2 separate regions of the Homo sapiens genome follow, and region 2 is linked to region 1. Evidence: chromatin contacts called from ENCODE Hi-C or POLR2A ChIA-PET data. All regions are on one chromosome and are shown on one strand. The core of a region is the stretch at or near the end of the contact, and the rest is flanking DNA. Distances in the headings are between cores, read along the strand shown.

Evidence for each region. A loop is a pair of places that touch in the nucleus more often than their neighbours do. ChIA-PET counts read pairs that join two places held with the same protein, here RNA polymerase II (POLR2A). Pooled maps may share reads with other maps.
Region 2: a loop to region 1 is called in a pooled map, with 2.8 times the contacts of the local background. The contact joins the promoter of DNAJC22 here to the enhancer-like site in region 1. A Hi-C loop is called at or near these places in 1 of 50 pooled maps. POLR2A ChIA-PET finds 5 or more read pairs at or near these places in 2 of 52 experiments (HEK293 and WTC11).

Annotation. Positions count from the first base shown.
Region 1 is chr12:49,159,249-49,162,332 of GRCh38, reverse strand. No RefSeq gene overlaps it. Among named protein-coding and RNA genes, the nearest start is that of TUBA1A, 28 kb to the left of the region's middle. Within about 2 kb of position 1,677, at least 3 of the 41 ENCODE cell types and tissues checked have a DNase peak (open chromatin) inside an H3K27ac peak, as active enhancers do.
Region 2 is chr12:49,345,271-49,348,354 of GRCh38, reverse strand. It overlaps DNAJC22 (DnaJ heat shock protein family (Hsp40) member C22), which reads right to left and starts at 1,467. Exons shown (of 4, transcript NM_001304944.2): 1 at 804-1,467; 2 at 250-711. RefSeq lists silencers at 431-650, 2,683-2,802, 2,823-2,922, 2,953-3,084 and an enhancer at 1-768.

The DNA.
Region 1 (3,084 bases), core at 428-2,927:
TTCTTTTTGAGACAGAGTCTCACTCTTTTGCCCAGGCTGGAGTGTAGTGGTGCGATCTTGGCTCACTGCAACCTCCACCTCCTGGGTTCAAGCAATTCTGCCTCAGCCTCCTGAGTAGCTGGAATTACAGGCACACGCCACCATGTATGGCTAATTTTGTATTTTTAGTAGAGATGGGGTTTCACCATATTGGCCAGGCTAGTCTTTAACTACTGACCTCAAGAGATCCACCTGCCTCAGCCTTTCAAAGTGCTGGGATTACAGGCATGAACCATCACGCCCGGCTTTTCTTTCAGTCTTCTTATGTTTGTTTTATATATAATGTCCAGGGTTTTTAGTTGTATTTAGTGGGAGGAATTTAGGAAGTATGTCTACTCCACCTTCCCAGTGCACTTAATTTATAGGGCAATTTAAGTAGAATTAGCATCTTTGTAATCTGATACCTCCAAATAATACGTGATATATCTCTCAGTACATTAATCATAATATCTTCATAATATCTCTCAATAAAGATACTATTTTCTTGCAGATGTCTTGTTCTTTTGTTGTTATTGTTGTTGGTGTTAGTGTGAAAGAAAATAGAATCTTGGGACCCCAAACTCACTATGCCAAAGGGACATTAAGCTTGAGAGCTGAATTACTGCATTCCTTTTGTTACCAGATAGCTGTAATTTCACAATCCTGTACCATAGCCTCATTTCCTCTACTTCCCCTTTTCACATGTAAAATGTCAATTTACTGAGGCTAATCAGAGCCTCACAAGAATGTAACAATTCGCCTCACTACCTACCCTACCTCCCGTTTTCCCCCTCCTGCTTGCTCTTTCTCCTTTAAATAATGAAGTTCCCTGCCAGGTATGGTGGCTCACACCTGTAATCCCAGCACTTTGGGAAGCCAAGGTGGACGGATCACCTGAGGTCAGGAGTTCAAGACCAGCCTTGCCAACGTGGTGAAACCCTGTCTAAAGGGGGTTTTGGGAATTCTTAAATTCTAATCGTTTATATGTAAATTTTGCGGACAATTTTTGCATACATGTCATGATGTTACCAGTGGAGGGTGTCCAGGTCCCTGGTGTCTTAAACAAAGATTTGGACAAAATGTACAAAGTAAGGAAAGAATGAAGCAACAAAAGCAGAGATTTGTTGAAAATGAAAGTACACTCCACAGGGTGGGAGCAGGCCAAACATAGGGGCTCAAGGGCTCAGTTACAGAATTTTCCTGGGTTTAGGGTGTGGTGGCTCATGCCTGTAATCCCAGCACTTTGGGAGGCCAAGGTGGGCAGATCACCTGAGGTTGGGAATTCAAGGCCAGCCTCACCAACACAGAGAAACCCTGTCTCTACTAAAAAATACAAAAATTAGCCAGGCATGGCCCGTGGTGGGTGCCTGTAACCCCGGCTACTCAGGAGGCTGAGGCAGGAGAATCTCTTGAACCCAGGAGGCGGAGGGTGCAGTGAACTGAGATCGCACCATTGCACTCCAGCCTGGGTGTCAGAGTGAGACTCTGTCTCAAAAAAAAAAAAAAAAAAAGAAAGAAAGGAAGAAAAAAGAATTTTCTGGGGTTTACATCCCCTCTAGAGGTTCCCACTGGTTACTTGGTGTACGCCCTATGTAAATGAGGAGGATATTTTTTGTCATAGCTGAAGTGTTTTCATTTTCATTTGATTTAGTTCTAGGAAGTCCTTAGGTTCCCTGCCTCTAGTCCCTATTCTCCTGCCTCAGTGAGTGGTGCAAGGTTAGAGATAAGCAGGTCCTTGCATGTTTGTGTCTTTCCACAGTGTCAGGCTTTTACTGATGCTATTGCAATCACAAAAGCCAGGAGCTACACGGAGTTCCCAAGGGGGCAATCTCCTTAGTACTGTTACAGTAGGTAGTTAGACAGGCAAGAGCAGGGCAGGAGAGGGCTCCCTGCACCCACCAGGAATGTCAGGTGACCAATGGTCAGGCAGTTGTCACACTACCTATCTAAAATAATTGGTCACAGCCAGTACCAGGGAGAGGCAGTTTCCCAACAGATAAACACCTGAAATTGGTAATCAGCAGCTTCCGTAAGATCTAAGGAACTGGGCGAGTGGGCTCGAGCATGCACATTAAGAGGCAAAATGGAGGCATATGACCTTCCAGGGCATTCCACCAGAAAAGGGAAGAAAACCTCAGGTGAATATGTTTACAACTCCAGTAAACACACTGCGCATGCTCACCTGCCAGGCGTTAGTAGGCCACTGTGCATGTGGGCAGCTCACCCTAAGGCAAGAATGAAGGGAAAGGGGCACAAAATACTAGAAGTAGACCAGCATATGAAATCCAAGGTCTGGACCGGGCCCAGTGGCTCATGCCTATAATCCCAGCACTTTGGGAGGCCAAGGAGGGTGGATCATTTGAGGTCAGGAGTTCAAGACCAGCCCGGCCAATATGGTGAAGCCCTGTCTCTATTAAAAATACAAAAATTAGGGCTGGGCACGGTGGCTCACGCCTGTAATCCTAACACTTTGGGAGGCTGAGGTGGGCGGATCACGAGGTCAGGAGATGGAGACCATCCTGGTTAACATGGTGAAACCCGGTCTCTACTAAAAATACAAAAAATTAGCCAGGCGTGGTGGCAGGTGCCTGTAGTCCCAGCTACTCAGGAGGCTGAGGCAGGAGAATGGTGTGAACCCGGGAGACGGAGCTTGCAGTGAGCCAAGATCGCGCCACTGCACTCCAGCCTGGGCAACAGAGCGAGACTCCATCTCAAAAAAAAAAAAATACAAAAATGAGCCAGAGCACAGTGGCTCACACCTGTAATCCCAGCACTTTGCAAGGCCGAGGCAGGCGGATCATGAGGTCAGGAGATCAAGACCATCCTGGCTAACACGGTGAAACCTCATCTCTACTAAAAATACAAAAAAAAATTAGCCAAGGGTGGTGGCGGGTGCCTGTACTCCCAGCTACTTGGGAGGCTGAGGCAGGAGAATGGCATGAACCCCAGAGGCAGAGCTTGCAGTGAGCCAAGATCGTGCCATTGCACTCCAGCCTGGGCAACAGAGCGAGACTCTGTCTCAAAAATAAATAAATAAATAAAATAAAAATACAAAAATTAGCTGGG
Region 2 (3,084 bases), core at 218-2,717, 190 kb before region 1:
CCACAGGTCAAACTTGAAAGGGGTCCTGAATTCCCTTTATTAAAATATTCTGGAAAACTTCGTTTGACCTAGACCTTGGCACCCCACAATTCAACCACCTCTTTCGGAGGCCGGCTTGGAAAGCCACTCCACAGCAGCTGGACAAATCCTCACAATATCAAACTGGACGCCAAGCGTGCCTGCCAGTGTCCCCTCTATCTGGAGCGACCACCAGCCAGCACCCGCTACTTCCAAATCAAGTGGCCATACCTGGGTGCCCCGCTCCCAGACCGAGTCAGACCAGTCATTTCCTTTGACCACAGAGTGAAAATGGCCCGTCTCGCCCTGCTCCCACTTCCATCCAAATGGACTTTGTCTTTTGTGTCTGTTGTGTCACGGAAGTCCGGCTTCCCCAGGCCAGGCTCCTCCCCAGGGCCCTCCCCGGCCCCCTGGGGATCACATTCCCGCCTGGGACTCCTCCCGCCCGCCCTCGCGGGGAAACTCGGTGCAAGGCTCTGCAGACGCCTGCAGCTCCGGTGGGCTCAGTGCCCAGCCCGGGCCCAGCTCCTCCCACACCACCGCACCATGGCCGCCAGGTGGCGCTGCCGCCGATGGAAGGGGGGGTCCGGGCGGTCCCCAGACACCTTGTGCGGGTACCGAGGCACAGCAGCACAGGACTGCCCCTATGGAGGGGCTGCCTGGCAGGAGCAAGGGACGCTCCTATCTGTAGTGCTAAAAAAAAGGATAAACTCCTGTAAATGCAAGAATACGTCCTTGATTACCTCCTCCCACCCCCACAAATTGAAAGGTGACTCCTCCCTCACCTCAAGCTGCACGCTCCTCTCTTCACGCTCCGTTGACCTTCAAGACTGGATGGTTCCACCTCCAATTCCCTTAAGGCAGAGACATCCACGGACAGGCTGCAGTGAGGGACATCCAACCCAAGCTGTCCTCAACCCCCCACAGGGCTTGCTTGCCTCACCGGCCCACCTCCGAGCCTTCCAGTTAGGGGCTCTGCTTCTGCACCTGAGCCTGAGACCTGAGGAGCCTCCCAATCCAGGGCTGCTCTGTCCCGCGGGCTATGAACCAGAGGGAGAAACGGGAGCAGAGGGTTGGAGGGCAGGAGGCTCGACCAGGAGGGCGAGGCCGCAGCCCGAGGCTCGTGGTAGTCTGCCTTCCTGCGCCTCTGCGCTGCAACGGAGCTGCAATGCAAGACGCCTTCATTTCAATGTCCCGGGCTCCAATCCCGGGTTCTACTCCGTGAACTTGGCTAAGTCATGCAGCTTCTTGGGCCTCAATTTCCTTCTCTGGCAATCTCGTGGATCTCCGAGGTCCCCCAGTCTGGACTTGCGGGGGCTTCGGGGGACGGTCGGCCTCGCGGGTGTCACCTCCCGGCAGTAGGCAGAGCGCTTCCCTCCAAACGCCCTCAGCCCTCATCTCGGCCTGGAGAGGAAATGCTGCTCTCTATATGACCTCTTAGGGCTCACTGAGGGGCCTAGGCTGGGAGGGGCCCCAAAGCGACGCCTCAGACTGCTGGGGGGCGGGGGCGGACAGGAGCGCTGAATAATGAATGAGACTTAATTGGGCCCGCACTGCGCGACGGCGCGCTAAGCTTTGCAAACAGCGTGGGCGGCGGCGGCCGCCGCTGGACAAACAAACTATCTCCCGGCTCAGGTGGTGGGGCGGGGGCGGCAGCCATACAAGGGAGAGGGAAGGGGCTGGCCGCCGGGGCACCCGGGGCCGCAGCGCGCCCCCAGGTTTACTTCCCGAGGAACCCAGAAATGCGGGGCTGCGCTGGCGGCCCAGAGAGTGGGGGTCGGGAAGGGGCTCAGGGTTCGATCTCAGGAAGGGAGGAGTGGGGAGGGAGAGAAGCGGATTGTGCGGGGAGAGCCAGGGGCCCAAGGGCAATGTAAGCGCGAGGAAAAGCTGAAGAAACGAGTGGAGGGCAGAGGAGAGGGGAGAAGTGAGCGAGGAAAAAGCGCACCGGGGGAGGGGCGACGGGGTCGGGGGAGCGGGAGAAGAGCTGTTACCGGGAGGAAAGGGAAGAGCGATGGAGGAACAAGCGAAGGAAGGCGCAAGGGGCCGGGAGAAGAGGAATTGAAGAGTCAAGGAGAGGGATGGGAGGTGACCGGAATAAGAACGAGGGGGCGGCAGGGCGGGGGGAGGCGCCCCTGCCTCCGCCTCGCCCTGCAGCGCTCCCGGCCTAGCGCTCTCTCCAGCCGCCCGCACTCACTTTGTCACAATTACGGGGCCGTCACTCCGCCCGGATTGTTTTCCCCAAATTGTTGTTCTATAAACTGGTGCAGAGTGGGAGGTGGGGGGATCTGACAAACTGCAGCGAGAGGAAAGGGTCTGAGCTGTGGTGCGGGGCGCGGTGGTGCATTTACCCGCAAACTGGCCCCGCGTGGGCGGAGGAATCCAAAAAACCCACGCAGGAATTCTGGTTGCTGCCCCAGCTTCGTCGCTGACCCCGCTTTTAACTTTTTGGCTATTCTCAGCATCGGCTGCCTCGGTTTCCCCAGCAGAGCGTGACAAGGATCGGAGGCTGGGGTGGTGGAGGCGCTTGTAGGTGGGGTCCAAACCGTCCTGCCTGTCCCATTCTGTCTTGTTCTTTACTACCCGGGTCTCCCCGGCGGGGGATGGGTGGTCTATCCCAGCCCAGCGGTCCTCAGAGCGACCTCGAGTGCCTTCTTCCCCCGTGAGTGAGGCTTCTGCCCTCACCCGGTCTGGGCCATCTCCTACCCCGCCTGTGCCCTCCGACCCTCTGCCCTGCGCCGCTCGGTGTCCCAGCCTTTCAATTCGGCAAACATACGTTGCGCGCCCACTGAGTGCCAGCGCTGAGCCAGCCTCACCCCGCCGCCTCTCCCCCCCGCCACCCGCCCCTTCCCGGCCGGCCCGGCCTGTCGGCTCCGTGACAGCAGCCGCCGAAGCCCCGGCCCCGCGGGAGCGGCCAGAGAGGAGCCGCCGCATGGCTGGCTCCGACACTGGCCTCCCCGGCGGCTCCAGGGGCAACGAAGGGTGGCGGCCGCTGAAGCGAGACTGGAGCCTGCTGGGGGAGTTGGCAGGGCTGAGCGGGGGAGGGGGAGGCCCTGGGCGGGCTTCTCT